Linked DNA regions of Homo sapiens: region 2 is linked to region 1. The links are chromatin loops, found by intact Hi-C in ENCODE. Cell type or tissue: K562. All regions are shown on one strand. Each heading gives the region's core, and the rest is flanking DNA. Links, peaks and the distances in the headings are about the cores only.

Region 1 (5,643 bases), core at 1-4,000:
GAAGACTTTTTCAATGGCATTGACATAGGCAGCTGTTCTCAGGTCCAATCCCAGGTTATACTTCATGGCTGTGTGCATAATTTGCCTGGCAGAACGCTCCATTGTGTATGCCAAGGCAGAGTGCACAATGTCTTTCTCAGATGCACCCGATATACTGTCTTGGAACTCTGCCGTGGGTACAATGGGAATAGTTCCACCATGCTTTCCAAATTTTCTTTCTAAACTCTCTTGAACAGACAGGAGCAAGTGGTAGTTAGAATCCCTTTCATATTTGAAGGTCAAACGGCCATAGCTGACATGATTTAGATTCTTCAGCCACTCAAAGTAAGATACTGTCACTCCTCCAGCATTCAAGTAGAGATCTGGAATAACCAAAATGTTTCTCTCCAGGAAGATCTTATCAGCTTCTGGAGTTGTTGGCCCATTGGCACCTTCAGCAATGATCTTGGCTTTGACTCTGGGTGCGTTGGATTTGGTCAACTGCTTCTCAGTGGCAGCTGGGATCAGTATGTCACAGTCGACCTCCAAGATGCTTCCTTCATAGGGCTTTGCCTTGGGGAAGCCCAGAATGGACCCATGTTGCAATTTGAAGTCTTCCAGTTCCTTTGGGTCAATACCATCTGGATTCCATATACTCCCATCAGACTCACCAACAGCAATACATTTAGCACCAAAACGATGTAAATATCTCATAGAGTGTAGGCCCACATTACCAAATCCCTGAACAACAAATGTTTTATCTCTAAACCCTGGTGTCATTCCTAAAATGCTCATGTAAGAAGCTTCATTGATGAAGTTTTCAATCCCATGGAAGACACCACGGCCAGTAGCAGAGATGCGTCCATGGATTCCCCCTTGGCTGATGGGTTTACCAGTAACACAGGCGTGTGCATTAATATCATAGTGCCCTATGGTGCTGGCATAGGTATCAGCAATCCAGGACATCTCCCGCTCACCTGTGTTCATGTCTGGAGCAGGCACATCAACGCCAGGACCAATAAAGCCCTTCTTTGCTAGCTCCATGGTGAACCTCCTTGTGATCTTTTCCAATTCATTTTCGGTATAGTTCTTGGGATTGATCTTAACACCAGCTTTAGCACCCCCAAACGGCACATCAACCACTGCACACTTGTATGTCATCAGAGAAGCCAAAGCTTTTACTTCATCTACACTCACATCAGTGCTGTAACGGATACCTCCCTTGCAGGGCGTGCGGTGCTGGCTGTGCTGGGCCCGGTAGCCTTCGATGACCTCCCAGGAGCCGTCGTCGCGCCGGATGGGGAAGGAGAGACTCAGCACATGGTTGCAGGGCTTGATGATCCGCAGGATGCCGCGCACCCGGTTCCGCTTCTGCTCCTCGCTTTCCTGGGTCCTCAGGTCCTTCACCAACTTGTCCTCCACGATGCTGGCGCCGCGATCGAAGAAGCCCTCCACCATCTTGAAGAAGTTGGGGTCGTCCTCGCGGTCGGCCACCAACTCGCTGTAGTGGCGCCGGGCGGCCAATGCGAGCCCCGGCTGCGAGGCGGCGGCGGGCTGTCCGCGGCCCCGGCCCAGCAACGCGGCCGAGTGGTTGGCCGCGGAGCCCAGGGCAGCGGGCCCGGCCCGGGACGGCAGCAGCGCTTTGGCCAGGTAGCGGTACATCGCGGCAGGCGGAGGAGGGGTGCGTGACGGTCGCGGAACAGGTGCGCTTTCTCAGACTCCCCGCGACTAGGAAGGAAGGGTCCGGCGCGGGTTGCCCTTTTAAGCCGCAGCTTCCTGCCTGCCCGGCTGTCCCCTCCCCTTGGGCGCCACCTAACGGGGAGGACGGACTTTGGGGGCAGGGCGCCAACCAGGGCGCCGGACCTCCGGGTCCGGAGGTCCGGGGCGCCGGACCCGCCGCGGCCTCGCCGGGCCTGGCTGGCCTGTTTGTTCTATACTTCTAATGTTTAATAATTACCCAGAGCTTTGGATATATGCAATTCTGCAAAATAAATCAAAAGGAGTCAGAAGGCAATTTTATTTCCTAATAGACCCTTAGTTAGAATTTAACTTAAAAGCCATTTTTAACAAATGTAAACAATATCTCCCCTCCTCTCCATCAAAGTCTGACGGAGACAAATGAAAAGATTTTTTAGAAGAATAGGACTATATCAAGACCAAAAAAAAAAAAAAAAGCTAAGAAAGGGTACCATCAACAATCTTTACAGAACTTCTGGAAAGTAAAAAGCAAATGGTACTGGCCTGGGGAATAACCAAAGAAAATGAAACCTCAGCCCCGGATGGCAAAGGTAAGTGCAATTCTTCCAAAGAGAGCCCTGAGTGAAATTTTAAACAGGAGTGAACAAAACAAAAAGCAGAGATTGGGCCCTAGAGTACTCATGGCCTTATTTCATTTAATAAGTTGCATCCACAAGCAGTGGACCAGGAGGATCCTGCCCCCTCTCAGATAAAAAAGAGCAATTGGCAATGGCAGCTTTTGCCCCTTGGACAATGGTTCTCAAACTTGAGTATGCAACAGAATCACCTGAAGCACTTATTAAAACACAAATTTCTGAGATTCACTTGGAAAATTCCTTATTCGGCAGTCATGGAATGATTCACCTAACAACATGAAAGCATCCTAGAAGCTTTGAGTTAAACTATTAAATTATTTGCAAGAAAAACAACAATGCTGCCAAAACATACAACATAATGCATGTTAAAAATCACAGGATGTCTTATTATGAAGAACAAGGCAAAGATGCCTACATTTGCCATTTTTATTCAACATAGTATTAGAAGTTCTAATCAGAGGAATTAGGCAAGAAAGAAAAAAAAACAGAAAAAAAGTAAAATTACCTCTGTTCACGTATGGCATGACCTTATGTGTAGCAAACGCCAAATATTATACAGAGGGAGAGAGAGGGAGACAAACACATACACAGAGGTAATATACAAATTCAACAAAGTTGCTGAATACAAAATAAACACAAAAATATCAGCTACATTCCTATATGCTATGAAGTAAATATCTAAAAAGGGAACTAATAAAACAATTCAATTTACAATACTATCAAGAAGAGTAAAGTACTTAGGAATAAATTTAACCAGTGAGGCAAAAGACTTGTACATTGCAAAATACAAAACATTGCTGAAAGAAATTGAAGGAGGCATAAGTAATGAGAAGACATTCTATGTTCATGAATTAGAAAACTTACAATTATTAAAATGGATAATACTTCACAAAAGTGATCTATAGATTTAAAGCAATCCCGATCAGGATCCCAATGATGTTTTTGGTATAAATAAAAAAGTCTATTCTAAAATATATATGGAATTTCAAGGGGCTCAGAGTACTCAAAATAATTTTGAAAAAGAACAATGTTGGATGATTCAAATTTCCTGATTTCAAAACTTACAACAAACCTGAAGTAATCAAAATAGCGTGGTACCAGCATAAGGACAGACATAAACAAATGAAATAGAATAGCCCAAAAATAAACATTAAACATATAATCAGTTAAATTTTTAAAATCTTTTATTTATGTTCAGGGGTACACATGTAGGTTTGTTATATAGGTAAACTCATGACACAGAAATTTGTTGTACAGATTTTTTAGTCACCCAGGTACTAAGCCTAGTCCAATTGTTATGTTTTCTGATCTTCTTCCTCCCACCCTCCTCCCTCTGGTAGGTCCCAGTGTTTGTTGCTCCCCTCTTTGTGTCCATGAGTTCTCATCATTTAGCACCCATTTATAAGTGAGAACATGCAATATTTGGTTTTCTGTTCCTGGGTAAATATGCTAAGAATAGTGGCCTGCAGCTCCATCCATGTTCCTGCAAATAACAGAGTCTCATTCTTTTTTATGGCTGCATAGTATTCCGTGGTGTATATGTATCACATTTTCTTTGGACAATCTGTCATTGATGAGCATTTAGGTTGACTCCATGTCTTTGCTATTCTGAATAGTACTGCAATGAACATTCGTGTGCATGTGTTTTGTTTTTTTTTTAATTTCAATAGGTTTTGGGGGAACGAGTGGTGTTTGGTTACATGAATAAGTTACTTAGTCATGATTTCTGAGATTTTGGTGCACCCATCACCTGAGCAGTGCACCCTGTTCCCAACATGTAGTCTTTTATTCCTTGCCACCACCCACCCATTCCCCCAAGTCCCCAAAGTCCAGTGTATCATTCTTATGCCTTTGCATCCTCATAGCTTAGATCCCAATTATGAGTGAGAACGTACAATGTTTGGCTTTCCATTCCCGAGTTACGTCACTTAGAATAATAGTTTCCAATTCCACCCAGGTTGCTGTGAATGCCACTATTTCATTCCTTTGTATGGCTAAGTAATATTCTATGGGATATATATATATCACATTTTCTTTATCCACTCATTGATTGATGGGCATTTGGGCTGGTTCTATATTTTTGCAATTCTTTGAACTGTACAATACGATAATTGTGACACAACCTATCAAAACCTCTGGGATACAGCAAAAGCTGTGCTAAGAGGAAAGTTCATAGCACTAAATACCTACATCAAAAAGTCTGAAAGAGCACAAATAGACAATCCAAGGTCACACCTCACGGAACTGGAGAAAGAACAATCCAAACCCAAACTTAGCAGAAGAAAGGATATAAGAAAAATCGGAGAAGAACTAAATGAAATTGAAACAAACAAAAATTACAAAAGATAAATGAAACAAAAGGCTTGTTCTTTGTAAAGATAAATAAAATTGACAGATCATTAGTGAGATAACCAAGAAAAGAAGAGAGAAGATCCAAATAAGCTCAATTAGAAATAAAACAGGAGATTACAACTGATACCACAGAAATAAAAAAGATCATTTAAGGCTACTATGAACACCTTTATGAGCATAAACTAGAAAACCTAGAAAAGATGGATGAATTCCTGGAAATATACAACCCTCCTAGATTAAACTAGCAAGATACAGAATCTCTGAACAGAATCTCTGAACAAGCAGCAAAATTGAAATGGTAATCAAAAAATTGCCAACAAAAAAAAGGGACCCGAGGACAGGCCTACTCAGCCTGATTCCACCTACTAGTGCTGAACATGCCATCAGGTGGTCTGGGAATTGCCCTGCCCCATAAACCACCATTAACACCAGAGCACTCTTCCCAGGGTCCTGGGAATGAGCCCACCCAACCTGATGCTACTACCACAGCAGGCATCCACTCACACATGCCACATGCAGGCCTGGGTACTAGCCCACCCAGCCCATTGTAGTCACTGCCAACACTAGTGAGGACCAATTGCAAGGCAGAGGATTATCCTGCCACTGCTACTGCCATCACCATGCCACGCCCACTGCCAAGAGGCCTGAGGATATGGCCACTCACCCAGCCCACTTCTGCCACTGCCAACATGTGAGCAAGCTACCTGGAGCCCCAGGAATCAGCCCACCTGGACCAACTAATGCCAATGCCAGCTTATGCCACCCAGAGGCCCAGTGACAGGCATGCTCAGCCTGATGTTTTCACCAATAAAGCCTGAGCACTGGCCAACCTGATATACCTGTGACCACGAAAATGTCACAGCCTGTACTAGCAGCTGCACCCTATGCCACTGAGAAAATCACAGGCACCACTGACACTGCTTACAGCCAAAAAAATCATATGGAGACTGCAATACTGCACATACACAGAATCAAAGCA
Region 2 (5,643 bases), core at 631-4,630, 210 kb before region 1:
AATGCATTTAAGCAGCACAACTTGATAGCCCCTATTGGTTCTGCTTCATCAGCTGAAACCACTTTATTTTTACAAAAATCAAATTGCAGCAGAATTCTATCTTTGTTGATGACTCACACCTTGAAGAGGGCACACTGGGTACTGCAAAACCAAATGGTCTCTTCTCTATGAAAATGAGTCAAGCTTGAGTCTAAATGATTGGTTAAGAAATCCTTGAACAAATCTGGAAGGATAAACTGGGGGACAAAGAGGCTACTAAGAGGAAATTCATCCTACAGGAAGTGAGAGAGAGAGATGGGAAAAGACAAAAACTCGACCTAGCAACAAATCTTAGTCATCTGAAGGGAGTAGTAATTCCACATATAACATATGACTCAAATCTGTCCTTGGCCGAGCCTCATGGAAACATATCTAAGCTCTGAAAAGAAAGAGTATTTTGTGTAAAAGTTGCAAACTGCAGTTTCAATAAAAAAATTCCAGTACATTCAGAGATAAGCAGACTGTTCTCAACTCCACTAATCATGTAGAACAAAGCAAAAGAGGGGTCTCTTTATCACAAAGGACAGTTCACCTTCGCTACCATCAGTGTTCTAGAGGGTGGTCTAGAAAAGCAGCAATAGTGTCCAAGGAAAGTGTGGTGGCACCCAGCAGAAGACTGCTTTTTCCCCTGAGGGATAATGAAGCAATGATGCTACCTTCTGAGAGTCAATAGAGTACAAATAAAAAGTACCTCCACTCTCCCCAAAACACACAATAGACTATACTGCCTAACAGAGTGGCAACAGTACCTAGTTGGAAACTAGTGCTAGGTAAGGGACACACAGAAGCGTAAGTATGCAACAGAAGCACACAACACAAACTGTATAGATTCACAAGCTGTATCTGGACACTCAGAAATAATAGATGATAGGGAAGAGTGAAATTAGAAGATCTGCAAGGAGCTAGAGGCCTTATATAAGTAAGCAGAGTCAAGAGTCAGAGAAATTTGAGTTACTATTGTTAACGTTCTTCAGTTTCCTCATCTGCACACTGGGGTTAATTACAGAGAATGCAGGCTGGGCTCGGTGGCTCACACCTGTAATTCCAGCACTTTGGGAGGCTGAGGCGGGTGGATCACAAGGTCAGGAGATCGAGACCATCCTGGCTAACACGGTGAATCCCCATCTCTACTAAAAATACAAAATAATTAGCCGGGCGTGGTGGCAGGTGCCTGTAAGTCCCAGCTACTCAGGAGGCTGAGGCAGGAGAATGGCGTGAACCCGGGAGGCAGAGCTTGCAGTGAGCCGAGATCACGCCACTGCACTCCAGCCTGGGCGACAGAGCGAAACTCCGTCTCAAAAAAAAAAAAAAAAAAAAAAAAAAACATGTATTAAATCAGATTTCCATGCCTAGAGGGAGATTAGCTAATTTTCCAAGTCAATATAAACTAGGCATCAATGTATACCTGACAACAGTTTCCCAAATTGTAAGCATAGTGCTAAAGAATAAATAAATGATAAAGAGCTGACTTTTTAATCCACACACATAGAGTATTAGTAAAATCATGACACCTATATTGGCATGTACTTGACTATAAAGGAAAATAGCTATAAGATGCAAATAAACCATGTTAATAGAATTAAAAATAAATAATGAATATTACACCATTGTTCTATTCATATTTACATACCTATGTGTTTCTCTTGGATTTTTGAAGATAATTTAGAATTGTTGATTAAATCTAAGTACTTGACAGAACAAATTGTAGATATTTTAAAACTAAAGTCAAGCCCTTGATACATACACACGCATACACACACACACGCAAATATACTGTAGTATAATTTTTTAACAACAGTAACAGCATCAACAACAAAGACACATAGTGCTTACTATGTGCCAGATGCTATTCTAAATGTTTTACATATATTATGCCATTTAACTGTCACAGCAATCTTTTGACATGAGTGCAAAATTCTTTAAGTTAGTTATTTATCAGTTATTTATCTACGCTTTTGCCCTGTGCTTGCAATTTGGGAAACTGACATCAAGTATACATTGGTGCCTAGTTTATGTCGACTTGGAATATTAGCTAATCTCAACCTAGACATACATGGAAACTAATTTAGTACATGTATCCTCTATCATTTTTTTCAAAAACACAACTATATTAAAGTAATGATACATAGATACAAAAGGAAAGTTATATCGCATCGCAAGACTTTAAAAATAAAAACATTTTCGGGCTTTGGAGGGCAGAGCAAGATGGCAGAATAGAAACCTCTACTGTTGTTCCTCCACAAGGACACCAGGTTAACAACTATCTACAAAGAAAAAAACATCTACAAAAGAATGCAAAATCAGGTAAGCATTTACAGTACCTGGTTTTAACTATGTATTACTGAAAGAGGCACTGAAGAGATAGAAAAAACAGTCCTGAATTGTCAATACCACGCATCCCCCACCCCAGCATCACCAGCATGGTGTGGAGAGCAACTCTGGATGCTGGGGAGGAGAGCGCACAGCAATTGTGAGGAAATGAACTCATTACTCTCTTGTTGGAGCAGAAAGAAAACCCTCAAAACACTCAGCTGATGCTTGCCTATAGGGGGAGCTTTTAAACCAACCCTAGCCAGAGGGGAATCGCAGATCCCAGCAATCCAAACTTGAGTGCCTGCAAACCTCGCTACCAAAGGCTACAGCACTCTCTGTCTCCAAGTAAACTTGAAAGGCAGTCTAGGCCATAAGGACTGCAAATCTTAGGTGAGTCCTAGTGCTAAATTAGGCCCAGAGACAGTGAACTGCAGGGGCACATGACATACTGAGACACCAGATGGGGAAGCCAAGGGAGTGCTGCAATCACGCCTCCTCTAACCCCAGGCTGTACAGCTCACAGCTCCATAACAGACCCCTTCCTTTCACTTGAGTAGAGGAGAGAAAGAGTTGGGAGAACTGCATCTTCCATCTAGGATACCGGCACAGCCACAGCAGGAAAGGGCACCTGTCAGAGTCATGAGGCCCCCATTCCAGCTCCTAGCTTCCAGAACACATTTCTAGACACACCCTGGGCAAGAAGGAAACCTGCAGCCTTGAAGGAAAGGACCCAGTCCTGGCAGCCTTAATCACTTGCTAACTGAAGAGCCCTTGGGCCCTGAATAACTAGTGATACCCAGGTACTACAGCCAGGGTCTTGGGTGCACCTCTGAGACTTGCTGGCTTCAGCTGAGACTCACCACATAAGCATCTGTGGTGGCTATAGGGCACTACTCCTGCTTGCAAAAAACAGAAAGAAAAGTCAAGGAGACTTTGTCTTGTACCTCAGGTACCAGCAAGGCCACAAGGGGATAAAGCACCAAGCGTGCTCTTGGGGTCCTTGATTCCAGTACTTGACTCTTGGACAGCATTTCTGGACCTGCCCTGGGCCAGTGGGAAGCCCGCTGCCCTGGAGAGTGAGTCCAAGGCCAGGCAGCATTCATGACAAGCTGACTTAAGAGCCCTTGGGCATTAAGAGAACATTAGCAGTAGCCTGGCAGTACTCCTCATGGCCTAGGGTAGTGGTGGCTATGGAGTGAGGCTCCTCTGCCTTTGGAAAGGGGCGGGAAGAGTGGAAAGTACTGCCTCATGTGGTTTGAGTGCCAGCTCAGCCGCAGTGCAACAGAACACCAGGTAGATAGCAGAGGACTTTTACTTAAGTTACTGACTCCCAGACAGCACTTTTGGACTCATCCAGGGATTGGGAAACATTGCCCCCCTAAAGGGAAGAATGCAGTCTTGGCTGGTTTTGCCACCTCCTGATTGTGGACCCCAAGGGCCTTGAGCTAACATAAGCAGTAGCCAAGATTGATTACAGCAGGGCTTGGATGAGACCCTGTGCTATGATGGCTTCAGGTCTGACTCAGTGTAGTCACAGTGGTGGTGGCCACAGGGCTGCTTGTGTCTACCACCAGTTTTAGGTGGCTCAAAAAAGAGAGAGAGACTCTGTATCTTTGGGAAAATGTAAAGGAAGGGAACAAGAGTCTCTTCCTGGTAATCCAAAGAATTCTACCAGATCTTGTCCAAGACCATTAAGGCAGTACCTCTACAAGTCTGCAAGAAGCACATTGTTATTGGGCTTGGGGTGCCCACTAAAGCAGATACAGCTTACATCACAACAACCAAGTCCTTTCAAATATCTGAAAAGCCTTCGTAAGAAGAATGGTTACCAATATTAAGACTACAATAGATACCTAATCCTTTAATGCCCAGACACTGAAAAATATCTACTAGCATAAACACCATCCAGGAAAACATGACATCACAAAATGTACTAAATAAGGCACAAGAGACCAATTTTGGAAGAACAGAGACATGTGACCTTTCAGAGAATTCAAAATAGCTATAGGGAGGAAAATCAGAGAAATTCATTATAATGCAGAAAATGTATTCGGAATTCTGAAAGATAAATTTAACAAAGAGATTGAAATAATTTAAAAGAATCAAGAAGAATTTCTGGAGGTGAAAAATGCAAATGGCATACTGAAGAATGCATCAGAGTCCTTTAATAGCAGAATTAATCAAGCAGAAGAAAGAATTAGTGAGCTTGAAGACAGGTTACTTGAAAATACGCAGTCAAAGGAGACAAATGTGCTTTTTTTAAAAAAAGCACATTTACATGATCTAGAAAATAGCCTCAAAAATGCAAATCTAAGAGTTATTGGCCTTAAAGAGGCAGCAGAAAAAGAGATAAGGATAGAAAGTTCATCCACATGAACAATAACAGGGAAAGTCCCAAACCTAGAGAAGGTATCAAAATTCAAATACAAGAAGGTTATGGAACAACAAGCAGATTTAACCCAAAAAAGACTACCTCAAGGCATTTAATAATCAAACTCCCAGAGGTCAAGGATAAAGAAAGGATCCTAAAAGCAACAAGGGAAAACAAATAACATACAATGGTGCTCCAATACATTTGGCAGCAGACTTTTCAGTGGAAATCCTACAGGCCAGGAGAGAGTTGCTTGTCACATTTAATGTGCTGAAGGGGAAAAAAAAAAAACACTTTTACCTTAGAATAGTATATCCAGTGAAAAATATTCTTCAAACATGAAGACAAAACAAAGACTGTCCCAGATAAACAAAAGCTAAGGGATTTCATAAATACCAGACCTGTCCTACAAGAAATGTTAAAGCGAGTACTTCGATCAGGTAGAAAAGAACATTCATGAGCAATACATAATCATATGAAGGTACAAAACTCACTGGTAATAGTAAGTATACAGAAAAACAGAACATTATAATACTGTAATTGTGATGTGTAAATTACTCTTATCCTAAGTAGAAAGACTAAATGGTGAACATACCCAAAATAATAACTACAACAATTTTTCAAGACATAGCCAATACAATAAGATATAAATAGAAACAACAAAAAGTTAGGAAGTGGGGGATGAAGTTAAAGCACAGAATTATTATTAGTTTTTGTTTTGCTTTGTGTTTGTATATACAAATAGTGTTGTTGTTATCGGGTTAAAATGAGTCATAAGATAGTATTGGTGGCCAGGCGCAGTGGCTCACGCCTATAATCCCAGCACTTTGGGAGGCTGAGGAAGGTGGATTGCCTGAGCTCAGGAGTTCAAGACCAGCCTGGGCAACATGGTGAAACCCCGTCTACTGAAATACAAAAAA

Evidence for each region. Peaks named below come from ENCODE experiments on the same cell type or tissue, not always from the same donor. Only the 100,000 strongest peaks of a DNase experiment are listed, where the experiment ranks them.
Region 2: a loop joins it to region 1, with 8 times the contacts of the local background. A loop is called at or near these places in 1 of 110 quality-filtered maps.

Annotation. Positions count from the first base shown.
Region 1 is chrX:121,043,683-121,049,325 of GRCh38, reverse strand. GLUD2 (glutamate dehydrogenase 2) reads right to left here and starts at 1,716. Exons shown (of 1, transcript NM_012084.4): 1 at 1-1,716. The coding sequence starts at 1,641. LOC105373328 (a long non-coding RNA gene) reads left to right here and starts at 1,852. Exons shown (of 4, transcript XR_938572.4): 1 at 1,852-2,267. In K562, for the core only: CTCF peaks have their summits at 1,095 and 1,791 (motif pointing left); a DNase peak (open chromatin) is centred at 1,785; H3K4me3 peaks cover 828 bases.
Region 2 is chrX:121,251,473-121,257,115 of GRCh38, reverse strand. No RefSeq gene overlaps it. Among named protein-coding and RNA genes, the nearest start is that of MIR3672, 120 kb to the left of the region's middle. In K562, for the core only: a CTCF peak has its summit at 2,603; no DNase peak of the experiment used is centred there.